Regions from separate parts of the Homo sapiens genome. Here region 1 is linked to region 2. The links are chromatin contacts, found by Hi-C or POLR2A ChIA-PET in ENCODE. All regions are on one chromosome and are shown on one strand. Each heading gives the region's core, a stretch centred on a gene start or an enhancer-like site at or near the end of the contact. The rest is flanking DNA. Distances are from core to core; before and after follow the strand shown. Region 1 overlaps COL5A2 (collagen type V alpha 2 chain). Region 2 overlaps COL5A2 (collagen type V alpha 2 chain).

Evidence for each region. A loop is a pair of places that touch in the nucleus more often than their neighbours do. ChIA-PET counts read pairs that join two places held with the same protein, here RNA polymerase II (POLR2A). Pooled maps may share reads with other maps.
Region 1: a map of CD8-positive, alpha-beta T cell shows a loop between it and region 2 (12-fold over the local background). The contact joins two enhancer-like sites. A Hi-C loop is called at or near these places in 8 of 168 maps with a recorded cell type or tissue (CD4-positive, alpha-beta memory T cell, CD8-positive, alpha-beta T cell, Caco-2 and 5 more), 13 of 37 single-sample maps with no recorded cell type and 14 of 50 pooled maps. POLR2A ChIA-PET finds 5 or more read pairs at or near these places in 1 of 52 experiments (Panc1).

What each region holds. Positions count from the first base shown.
Region 1 is chr2:189,091,785-189,098,412 of GRCh38, reverse strand. COL5A2 (collagen type V alpha 2 chain) reads left to right here. Exons shown (of 54, transcript NM_000393.5): 6 at 1,083-1,136; 7 at 5,993-6,103. Among named protein-coding and RNA genes, the nearest start is that of MIR3129, 38 kb to the left of the region's middle. Within about 2 kb of position 5,277, at least 7 of the 41 ENCODE cell types and tissues checked have a DNase peak (open chromatin) inside an H3K27ac peak, as active enhancers do.
Region 2 is chr2:189,139,196-189,145,528 of GRCh38, reverse strand. All of the region lies in intron 1 of COL5A2 (collagen type V alpha 2 chain), which reads left to right. Among named protein-coding and RNA genes, the nearest start is that of MIR3129, 9.3 kb to the right of the region's middle. Within about 2 kb of position 2,233, at least 3 of the 41 ENCODE cell types and tissues checked have a DNase peak (open chromatin) inside an H3K27ac peak, as active enhancers do.

The DNA of each region.
Region 1 (6,628 bases), core at 4,028-6,527, 50 kb after region 2:
GTGTTGTTTGACTATGATTAATGGTAGGCTAGTTTTATCTGCTTAATAAAATTATATATTGCAGTAGAATTTGAGAAATCATACAGCAGGAGAGCATATTTATGGCTTAGTATAAAAGATTAATTTTTTCAAGTTTGGATTATCAGCAGTATTCATAACATATACACACACTTCATGTAAATGTTAAACACATCAAATCAGCTTAAAATACTAAGTTAGCTTTAATGGACTCACTCTGGTTCTTCTGAAGCCCTCACTTTTAAACGATGCTATATGTTGGGTTGAGTAAATACACAATATAATCTTCATAACTCAGTTTAAATCCTCTTTTAAAGAGAAACAAAGTCCCCCTGGCAACAGCCATTTCCCAGGGGGGGAAAAACATTTTAAGATATCAGCACAATAACACCACTTTTGAAATATAATAGTCATTTGTTATTTAAGGGAAAAGTAACTGTAATTAAGATTTGGAAATTTCTAAGTGGGTTTTAAACATACAAGGGAAGTAATGCAATATTCTAAGTAAAGTAAAAAGAAAAGATGCTTGAGTGTACATAAAGCAGTACTGTAGTAGGCTAAGAGGCTTTCCTTTCCATTGCTTTTATCAGCAACTTGAACAGTGATGAACATTTTGGGGTATCATGTACCAATTTGATTTCATACAGTCCCTGGAATAATTGATAATTTGTATTTTGCACATTTATGTAATTTTCAAAATCAGAATTGTAAGTTTTTGTGCTCAGAGTTTAGTGGCAAAGGCTTTACCTGGGAGAAGACAGCAAATATGATCCTTAAAAATTTGCAATTACTAGTCAAGCTAATCTATTTAGCTCACTATGCTCCATGATGCCATAATGTGCACCTAGTTCTTCATAGGTCTTTAAATGTCACTGATAACATAAACAACGCTTCTAAGCGTACAGAACTTTTATATGCACATGGCTTTATTCTCTATAGTCTTCAACTGAACTGAATTAAGTGTGGTATTTCTGTTTTCCAATTTTCTTTTATCAAGTAGACTTTTAAAAATTCAATAAGAAAGTATACATTTTTGCATGCATAATCATCATTTTCTGTTTTAGGGACCTCCAGGATCACAGGGACCAAGAGGAGAGCGAGGGCCAAAAGGAAGACCTGTAAGTTGACAGGAGGGCTCCTTGTGGGGAACGTACAGCCAGTCAGTTTACACTGTGTTCTCTGAATGCAGCAAGAAGCTGGGAGCACTATTCCTCTTTCACCTCCATTAAATTTTACAAAAATACAATAATAATTGTATATTATCTTATTAGATAACACAAATGATATTTCCTTGTCCCTTATGAGGTCAAATCAAAATAAAGTAGAACTTAAGGAAGCATAGTTAACATGTCATGAGTTTCACTCATGAGTAAGCAATGCCAAGAATGCACTGTTGAGATAAAACATCCAAGTTATATGATCTGTGGTTGCCACAGGAATAACCAAGCTGGATACGGGAAAAAATTGTTAGAGGATAAAATTTTCTTTCAAGTGGTTGCACAACAAGTTTATTTCCCAGGTAGCACTCCGCCTTTTTCACTCAGCAGCCACTGCAGAGATAGCAAAGGAGTAGTTTTAAAAATCAGCAATCCCATTACTAGACAAGTGAAATACCTTTACAATAAAATAGTGACCTCAATATCTTTGAGATAAAACATGAGGATATTATATAATATATACCAAAGGTTTTCTTTTATTACCTATCTGCACAGAATACATATTGTTCTCAAGTGTTAGAGTTACAACTTTTTTTTTCTTTTTTTTTTTTTTTTTGAGACGGAGTCTCGCTCTGTCACCCAGGCTGGAGTGCAGTGGTGTGATCTCGGCTCACTGCAAGCTCCGCCTCCCTGGTTCACGCCATTCTCCTGCCTCAGCCTCCCGAGTAGCTGGGACTACAGTTGCCCGCCACCATGCCCAGCTAATTTTTTGTATTTTTTAGTAGAGACGAGTTTTCACCGTGTTAGCCAGGATGTGATCCGCCCGCCTCGGCCTCCCTACAACGTTTTTTCTTATGTATCACTTCTAAAATCTAATGTCTTTCATATACTAAATAACTGTATTCATTTGTATATTGCTCCCATTATCCCATGTTTCAATTAGAAAATTTTGTTTGTACTGTTTAATTTTTTCTCTAATGTATCTATTAAAACTCTCAGTAGATTTTTATCCTTTTAAATATATATTTATCCATATTTAAATGGGAGGATTAGAAGATAAGCAAACAGCAGACAAGTTTGAATATATAAATGAGGATAAAATATATTTTAGATCATATGCCTAGGAACTCTTGCCACTAGTTTCATTCTTGTTACTACATTATCCTTCTACTCATTTCACCTCATATATAGTGTGATGTCAGTACTTTTTCTTAAACGGGGCTGCACTATGGATGTTACTTGCAGGCATGTAGGTGCAAAGCAGTGCCCCAAGAGATTGGCCATATCTTGGGGTGTGTCCAGATTATTATATGCCCCATTCTTCACTGTGGTTGTATTGAGTTTTCTCACTAGTGTTGGTAGCTTAAACACTGCTGTAGGTCTCCAGATGTCTCTCCTAGATCTAGAAAGACAGAAATAGGTAGAAAATAACATCAGTTGGGTGGAGGATGGGTGGTCGTGACAGAAAAAAAAAAAAAGATTTTGCATTGGTGTATTTGTACACTGTAAGTAATTGATAACATTGGGTCCTAAGTCTAGGTAGAAGTTGTTGTAGGACCAGACTTCCAGAGTTCCTGGTTAAGATCCAAAGAATCTACTCCCCAACCCTTCTCACTTATTTTCCCTATTTGACTTTGTGATGTGGTCAATTTCCTGTCTTGGTTAGGCCTGAGACAATCAATGTGAATTGGGTATAAGTGTGTGCGTGTTGTGTGTGTGTGTTTGTGTGTGTGTGTATGAAAGAGCGAGAGAGAGAGAGGGAGAAAGGGGGGTAGATTTTTAGGAGGAATCAAGTGAGACAACCCTGGCAGATATCCAAGTAGGAAATCTGTTCCTCTCTTAATCCTAGCAAAGAACTGGTGTGATGGTAAGTGTTTAACAAATCTTTTAATGCCTGCCTACACCGATTTCAAGATATGAAATGATGTATAGCTTTGCATGAAATGATGTATATGAAATGATGGGCATGATGTAACAGAATGCCCATAGGTAGAATGTTTTGCCTCATGTCTCAAGCCTTCTGGGAGCTGCTTAGCTGGACTAAAATTATGGCTGTCACAATATCATAAATAGCATTCCCCCACCCCCACCATTATATTACCATCAAACAGTACGGAAGGCTCACAATGTACAGCATGGTTTCTCACTGTTAACACTATTGATATGTTAGGCCAAATAATTCCATATGCATTGTAGGAAGTTTTGCGGCATTCCTGGTATCTACCCACTAGATGCCAGTTGAAACTGCCATCCCCCATACAATTGTGACAGTTAAAAATGTTTCTTGACATTGCCAAATCCAGGCAAAATAGCTCTGGACTGAGAACTAGTATGTCAGTAGTTCAGTATGAGATACTCCTACAAGACCTTCAGGATTAGCCAATGATTTTCATGACTGTCTCTCATCACACGTCCTCAGTTTTAAGTGTATTGTTCAGATAACTTCATAGTGACAAGCTAGCAAACTGTCAGGAGATGGACCGTCAATGATGTGCTAAGTTCTAGTTGCACATGACACTTAACCACTATTGGTATGTTTCTTGATCTGTAAAATGGGAAATATACTAGATCTTAACATCTATAACATTTATGTGTGTGTGTGTGTGTGTGTGTGTGTGTGTGTGTGTGTGTGTGTGTGTGTGTGTGTGTCAGAGAGAAAGAGAGAGAGAGAGAAACGAGAGAAATGAAGTTCTTTAACAGTTCCCGGTCATTCGTCTTTTCTACTTGTGGATGTTTAAACATCGCCACCTAGTGGCAACCTCAAAGTACTTTTTTATTGTAGATTACTGCGGAGGTATTTGAGTATCTTGGAAATGGAAGGGAATGATAATAAATGTAACATTTACCTTAATATAAGAATTATGTAATTCAGCTCACTTGGAGATATAAAAATAGATACTTTTAATGAGCTCCCAAATTCTAATTTGCTTTTGATATTTACCGGTAAACATTCTTGTGTTCACTTAATTTTAGATAATTTTTATAGACGTTTTTATTAATTTTAATCTTAATCTGTGCAACAGTAAATTTCATAAGCTATTTAGAGGGCATTCCGTGGAGACATATAATGAATCTGAAGTCAATGAAAACAATCTTAGGATCAGACTTTGAAATACGAAGTGTTAATTACAGAAGAATGGAGAAAGTCACAATCTCTTTGGAGGACTAATGAATATTTCTCAAACTTATCTCCACTCCTGTTGACAATAAATATAGTTTTGTGTATGTCTCTTTGGAACTCTCATTGGGAGCAGAGATTATGCATTAGTTCACTTTTTGTATGTAATAATATCTGGTTATTAATTAGCAACTGAGCATTGCAAGAACAGAATCAGAGTTTTCTACACAAGGCTGTATGAATAAACCAGACTATTATTTTGTCTGTGCTGTCATATACATATCCAGTTCATGTTACTCTCATTCATATGATCCAGGAGTCCTAGAGAACAATTGAAATCAGCCTCTGTTGTGTATAATGAAGTGTGAAGTAAATTGTTAGTAGTTTAGGAGTCAGAAAAGTTTTGATTTTTAAAAACTGAGAATAATTTTCTAAGATATCATTTTTAAATATAAGTTTTTCAGGCTAAGTATTCTACTTCTATTTAATAGATAAATTTGCTTGTTTGTCCCACTACTGCAAGAAGTAAATATGTCTATATAAATGTTTAAATATATTAAAATAATTAAATTTCTGAATAGCTATGATGCCACCCTCCCCAAAACCATCATATACAAACTGCCACCTCCACCACCTGAGCTTGTCCTGTGTTTGCTCCCTCTGCACTATCAGCTCCTATTTGAATTGCTTACTGTGGTCCCATAGGTATTCTCATGTTTAAGCATGGGAGTTCTTTTTTTAACTATTAAACTTCATTTACCATATTTCCCTTGATCCCTGCTTATAATTATAAAAAGCATATTGCCTGATGACTTTTTGGTCCTTTCTTTTTGAAGCCTTTCAAGATTCTTTAGGGTTAAGGAGCCAGAAAATACTTAACTAGCCTTGTGGGAATGATGAGGTTAGAGGACGGAGCATTTCCAGAACTGAGGACGTGGCTGTTCCCCAAGCTGCCTTCAGAATGTGGGTTAGGAGAAGGGTGGAATTTGGCAGCTAGAAATCATTGCTCACTTCTCTGAGAACTTAGACTTGGCTGGGTCACAGTGCCTTTGCCTCTAATTTCTCAATGGTCTAGTCTTCCTCTGGGGGTGGGAAGTAAAATAAAGTGTGCCAGGCTTTAAAGTATTAAAGAGGACTGAAAGGTAACAATATAATATGCATGTATTGAGTGTCTAGTATGTACCAGGAACTATGCAAAGCATTAAACAATTAGACAGAAAATCTCTACAAACTCCAATCAAGGGATTCTTGAATTTTGGGGGGAAGGGAGAAGTTAAGCAGACGTATACATAGTTAACTGTAATCCAATGACAATCCACTGTAATTTCAGTGACAGACAAGTGAATTTATAATTGTTGATCAAATACCCTTGCACGGCAAAAACTCAATCAAATAAGGAAGTTCACTTTAGAATACTGTTGAACTGAAAATTTTAAAAATAATTATTCTAAGAATGCTGATTTCTGGGTATTTAACACACCACATAAAATTCTTACCCAGACCACATCCGAATGGTAGAAGTTCAGACCTATGCTGAAATCAGTAGTGACATGGCTGATGAAATTACTCTAAGTGGCTAGATTGCCATGTATTTTTAAAATAATAAACACTCCCTTGCCATTAAGAAGTCTGTGCCTTTAGCTTTCTACTAAGTGTATATTTGGCAGTGGGTTCTAATTTTAACTGGCTTGTTTTCCAGGGCCCTCGTGGACCTCAGGGAATTGATGGAGAACCAGGTGTTCCTGGTCAACCTGGTGCTCCAGGACCTCCTGGACATCCGTCCCACCCAGGACCCGATGGCTTGAGCAGGGTGAGTTGTGTGCATTGTTTGATGTCACGTACAGGTCATGTTTTAAATTATTGATATATTGTTAGGATTTTAAATTGTGTCTGTTCAGATATTGACACTTGACTGTAAGAGCAGTTAAATAAGGTCAACACTGCTATGGACAGTAGAACTAATAAACCCACAGGGAATTGTTGGAAAAATTGGAAGAAGTATTTTCTAAAGTACTGCTTCAAATTGTTTGTATTTCTCAATGTCAGCTCTAGACTCTATGTGCTTTGTTTTTTCTATTGATTCTAAAGAACCACTGCTTTCCCCCTCTTTAAATGAAATGAGAGATTTATCTGTCCTATTCTCTAGGCTCAGAATGCCAAAAAAATCTGCTCCGTATCCTCCACAAGAGAGGATGACACATCCATGATGAGGGATATGAGAAGGCCATTGAGTTGACACTAAAAATGACACCTAATTATTTCTTCAATTTTAGTTTTTTTACTTGAAGTAAAGTCAAACAAAAAGCCTTTCAATACCGACTTCTTTGAATTGTTA
Region 2 (6,333 bases), core at 984-3,483:
GTTTTAGTGTGTGATCCAAATAGCAATACATAATTGTAAATTAGATATTCAATAGATATTTGGGGTTATGCAAGTGAATATTTTATATTTTAAGCTTAGTTGTATTATTTTAGGGAATTATAGTATATTTGCATTACTGTATTTTACTATTTAAATAGGAAATTCAGTGAACGCTGCCTTGAATCCATGTAAAAAATAAACAAGAAGAAAGAGATGGTCAAGAAATGTATCATTCTTAATTCCTGACGTGTGCAATTTTTCACATTACTTTACTCATTTAAGTAAAATTTCTATTGGAGTATAGTTCCCATGTCATGTTTCTAACCCTTTCTAAGTGCAAGAATCCTTCTGTGTTCTCACATCCCGCTTACTCAGAGTCTGAAGTAAGAAAGTTTTTATACAAACATGGAAACACTCATGGCTTCTACTGTTTCATACATATAGGAATTAAGAAAGTATTTTGCAATGCTCTGAAGGCAATTCTGGTTGTAGACTAGGTCAGCTCGGGCTTCCATGAGGTTCTAAACTCTAAGAAGGGCTAGTTCAGAAAGGATCATTGGAACAAGAGGAAAATTGCATGCTAATGTATTCCAGGAGATGATGAAATCTCTCATCTTATTAATTTGGCAGTGTTGAGTTCCTCTTCTGTAGAATGTAATTTCCTTTCTAAAAGATATGAAGCATCTGTTCCCACTCAGAACCAAATGGAGAATTCTTCATCTACATTAGCAAGTCAGGCCTGCTTAGTGCCCCAACTGTGCTTACTGCTCAGGATGTTCTACTCACGCTGACTGGTTAGTGCATCTGGTGTTTCACATTATTTGTTGGAATTATAAGCACTTATCATCTTCCCAGTTCATTAGGATTAAAAAACTCTGATAAAAGTATATATATAAAATATATGTATTTTTTAATTCAAGAAGATGGCAAATGGATTTTTTCAGTCTTGAAAAATATATAAATATAATATATACATATAACATATATATGTATGTATGCACATATATTTTTGTTTGTTCTCACTCATTCAGCATTGTATGGGTACAACAAGGATACTGCAACCTACAGTGTCCTTATGAAGCTAACATACATGACTATACAAACACAGACCAGTTCTCTAATTCAAAATTTACAGTAAATAAGCACTGATTGTTTTTCTCCCCTCTCCTTTGAGAAGATTCTTGCTCAGAAACAAAACTTGTACTCTCCTAACTAGGTAAAACTAAGCAAATACCCAACTATGTACTTGTTTACTGAAACTGTGTGTCAAACTGTACCTTTTTTTTCTCTTTCATCTGTCTGTCTTTTGAGTTTTTGAATTGTTCAGAAAATTCTTAAGTACTTTTATGTTCACTGTTTTCAGAGGCCCAAGAGTCTTGCATCACAGCAACATGGTTTCTTGCAGGGAAGAATGTGTTTGAATGTCCACACCCCTTGCCATAACCATCTGGTTTGCAGATGATAAATACAAACACTACGTTGTTTCTTTTTTTTCCTCCTCTAAAGATCTGGGAAACAGATTGAACTTAAAATTCTACCCTGGCGATCTCAATATATTAATCTTCATTACCATGTCTAGTTCTTTAAGAATTCCAGTTCTGCAGCTATATATTTTTTAAAGACTGAACACATAATACGTATGATATACCACTTGTAGGATTTTTTTATGTTATTATAATGTCTTCATTTCTTCCTACAGTCTAGTAATATCTTACTCCTTTTTCAAAGTCCAGTTTAAGACCTGTTTCCCCTGTGAAGTCTTTTCTAGTTATTCTAACCTCCACACGTCTCTCTTTCATTGTTTGGAAGACTTCACACCAAAGCAAGGTATATATTTGTTTAAAAGTTTCATGCATGGGCTTAGCTCCCTAATCAGAGTATGAGTTGTTTAATAACAGATTGTTCATATGTTTTGTAATCATAGTATAATGGACACAATGGATATTTAGAACCTAGTTGTCGAATTAATACTTCATTAATGCCATCAAAGAAGCCTCATTCTAATAGAGGATATGAGAGAGACTTTATTAGGATGGGATTAAGTTAGGCAGAAAATTTTACAGTGGGAAATATTGACCTCAGTTACAGGGTTAGAGTAGGCCTTTATACACCTTTTGTCTGAAATAACATTAGAAACAGAAATGGAAAACAGTGCCACCTCTGGGTGACTTCTGTCTGAAATAGAAAACAGTGCCACCTCCAGGTGACCCTAGGCAAGTGGACAGGAGCAAAATAAAAGGCATTCCTTCTTCCAGTAGATACAGCCCCAAGCTAGGGTTCATAGTATGACAAGGAGAGCTTGGATTGAATGTCATTTCCCACTGGCCCCCTCAGTTGGAGTCTTTGTGAAGTGTACAAACTGCAAACAATATACAACAGCCCTCCAAACAGTGATATAGATAATGCAGGCAAGTCAAGGCGGCTTGGTGGCTTATGAAGTAGCTGACACTGCATACTCTGTGTGGCATGAAGCTAGAGGCTAAGCACCTAGAAATTTATTTGTTACACATTAGGAGAGAGATCGAACAATCATGGCTGATGTGGAAAATATTTACTTAAGAATGTAGATTTTTCATTGGTATATAAAAATAATATTTAAGAGAATGAATAGCCCAGAGAATAGTCAAGTAGGTCAAAAAGCAGTTGATGAGATTTGTAAGGTGTGAACAATAACCAGAGTGAAAAAAAAAATGACACAATTCTGAAGGTGAGGACAAAGTTGTTATTGGGCCAGAGTGCGACTGAGGGCAATTGCTGAGGTTTGAGAAAGGTGACACAATTGAAGGGCCATTTAAGAAGAAGTTTCGATAGCTATGTTTAAGATAGATTGCAGGGTAATCATAGTATAAAGAAATCTGAAGGATGTCTGTCCTATTGAAAGCAGAATGAACAGGAATTAATTAAGGTAAAATATGGAGAGAATTTTTTGGTTGACCTTATATAAGAGTGGGCATAAGATAATAAGCATTTAAATTATATTCTTTAGTGGACATTCATTAATATAATGATAATCATTACTTTGAGGCTACCATTTATTGAGTGCTTAATAAGTGCATTCAATTATTAAGTCTATGTATAGTACATTTGTATAAATAATGTTAGATTTTAGTCTAACAAAACACATAAATATTGGTAAATGATATGCACAGATATAAAAAATTTATAATTATGGTGAGCTAGTTGGCTGCAGTATGGAAAATATAATCTATGGTATACATATATCATAAATGTTAAGCATTTATTTTAGAAATAAAAAAACAAGGATTTTCAAGGGAAGTATAGATGTTTAAATATACCTAGTTCGAAGAGTAATCTTGTTTTGCACTAAAATGTATTTTATTATTAAAAACATTTTGTTTAAAATTATTGTCAATCATAACATGAAAACATATAGATTAAACTTTAAATATTTTGGAATAATCTGTATCCATTCCAATGATAACTTATCAAGTCTATACAATGTTAACATTTACATATAATAGGGAAAAATCTAGTTCTTGATTATATCAGATTTATATTATCTCTCACCATAGGCATAGGAAATTCCAGAAAAGAATTTGACATTATTTATAAAATTACTATCCATAAAACATCTTAAATATTTTTCCTTAGTTTGATGAAGCTCAACCTTTAGTCTTTCATCCTTGACATACATTTCGTTATCAAATCATGCAAGCAAAATATGCAGAATTGGATTTCTTCAAGTGAAAAAGAGATGGCTTCACTATTAAACTCTATAAACTCCTTGATCCTATTAAAAGGACGGTTTGCTTAATTTTTTAGGTCAGAATACACCTTAAGAATCTAGAAGAAATTTAACAGTGCATTTCGCTATTTTGAAATAGCATTAGTAAATTTCAAGAATTCGGGGGAAGTTGGGAAATGAGCGTGCTAACTTTAAAACTTGCATTAACTACGTGACCCATGTGACTATATGAACTTATTTTACATTTTTTGGTAAGAGGAAATCTTTAACCGGAGCCATAAATAAATTATCCCAGTCAGATAATTGTATATATTAATATATACTCAGCATAGTCTTTGGTTACAGTAATAGAAAGAATGCATCTGCAAAGATAAGGCTCTGAAAACTGACTTTTCACTGCCTGTGAAATCATTTCGCCCCTGTGAACCCCAATCCCTTTATATGTAATAAGGCAAAATAGGCAAATAATTTCTACCTTGAATAGTCGTGAGCATTTATCAGATAACATCTGAAAACTGCCTTGTATAAAGTAAACACTAGATGGTATTTATTATTATTATTAATGGTAACCTTACGCATATTAATTCACCAATGTTTTTAACTGGTCTACTGCACACTATATTTCCAGCTAACTTCCAAGTCGGCTTCCTTACCAGACCATGGGGAATCCTCAGCTCATATTGCCCAGCCCCATCTCTGCCTGTCAAAGTCCTGCTTCATTTCCCAGAATACCTCACTGAAAGCACATCTCTATTAAAAGGAATACATCTGGCTATTTTATAGTTCCTTTTAATAAAAGAATGCTGATTTTATCATTGAAGTATTTTTAAATCTTAAGTGGGCAAGGTGAAAATTTTAGTATATTTTAGAATAAAATATTTGAATCTAGGTTAATTAACAAGTAATATCTGTGTGGTGCTTAATAGTTTAAAATGCTTTTTTCATGTAATTTATCCATTTCACTTGCAATAAGAATTATTAAAACTAATTTTTAATTTGGAAGAACTGAGCCTTAGAAAAATATATTACTTACTCAAGTTCTCTCTATGGTAATTACTAGAGCTATGTCTTCTGATACTAGAAACTATTTTTCTTAGTATACATTAAGCCTCTACAATGAGAAATAAGATTTAATAAAAAGAAGGGGAGGGGATACAGATAATAACCTAAAAGGGAAATAGTAAGGAAATGTAAAGCTGTAACTATAGCTTTGTACATTTTGAATAAAGATCAACTTCCCTATTCTCTTTCTTCCTTTCTATATATATATGTGCATATACATACATAGATTTTTCTGTATTTTTATTATAAGCTTTGTTGAAGCACAGTGGTGTCTCTTTGTTTAAATTTCTGGTCTATAAACATATCTTTGTTTTATAATATAATGCCAAATGTGCCTCCAGGTTTAAAATGTATTAATATTCAGAAGAGTCCTCTAATCTGCTTAAGACAAGATAAAGGGAAAAAGGCAATGTAGAATCAGAGGGCTGTGTTCTTCATTGAGGCCCTGGGCATGTTTTTTCTGTTTACAATTGCTGGAAAATATTAGTTTTATTTTCTGCCCTATATGGTATCGTATCATGTATGTACATATGTTAAAGTGTGATTATTTTGGTATAAATACATATTTTACACTTTGATTCTTATTTTTATTCTTGATGTTTATAACTGGAGAATTATAGAAATGCTAACCAATTGTATTTTGGACATGATTTAACATCTGGTCACTTTTTTATTTTTTTATTTTTTTGAGATAGAGTCTCTCTGTGTCGCCCAGACTGGAGTGCAGCGGCGCCATCTTGGCTCACTGCAACCTCTGTCTCCTGGATTCAAGTGATTCTTCTGCCTCAGCCTCCTGAGCAGCTGGGACTACAGGTGCGCGCCACCATGCCCAGCTAATTTTTGTATTTTTAGTAGAGACGGGGTGCCACCATATTGGCCAGGCTAGTCTCGAATTCCTGACCTCGTGATCTGCCTGCCTTGGCTTCCCAAAGTGTTGGGGTTACAGGCGTGAGCCACTGCACCCAGCCAACATCTGGTCACTTTTAAAATATACTTTCTAATTTTAGAAGTTTTAAATTTACAAAATAATTGTACCGATAGTACAAAGGGTTCTCAAATAATCTAGACCCAATTTTCCCTCTTCTTAACATCTTACATTCACAACGAATAAGCCAATATTGATATTTTACTATTAACTAGAGTCATACTTTAGTTAGATTTTCTTAGTTTTTGTCTAATGACCTCTTTCTGTTCCAGGATCCCTCACAGGATCCCATATTACATTTAGTTGCATGTCTCCTTAGGCTCCTTTTGGCTATGACAGTTTCCAGACATTCCTTGTTTTTTAGGATTTTGACGATTTTTCAGGAGTACTGGCCTGATATTTTGTACCATGTCCCTCAATTAGGATGTGTATGATTTTTGTTTTCATGATTAGACTGGAGTTCTGGGTGTTGGGAGGAGGTAAAGTGCCATTCTCAACTATCAACATGAATTATTATTACTGATATTAAACTTTAATAATTAATTAATTTATTTATTTTTGAGAGGGAGTTTCACTCTTGTTGCCCAGGCTGGAGTGCAATGGCGTGATCTCAGCTCCCTGCAAACTCTGCCTCCTGGGT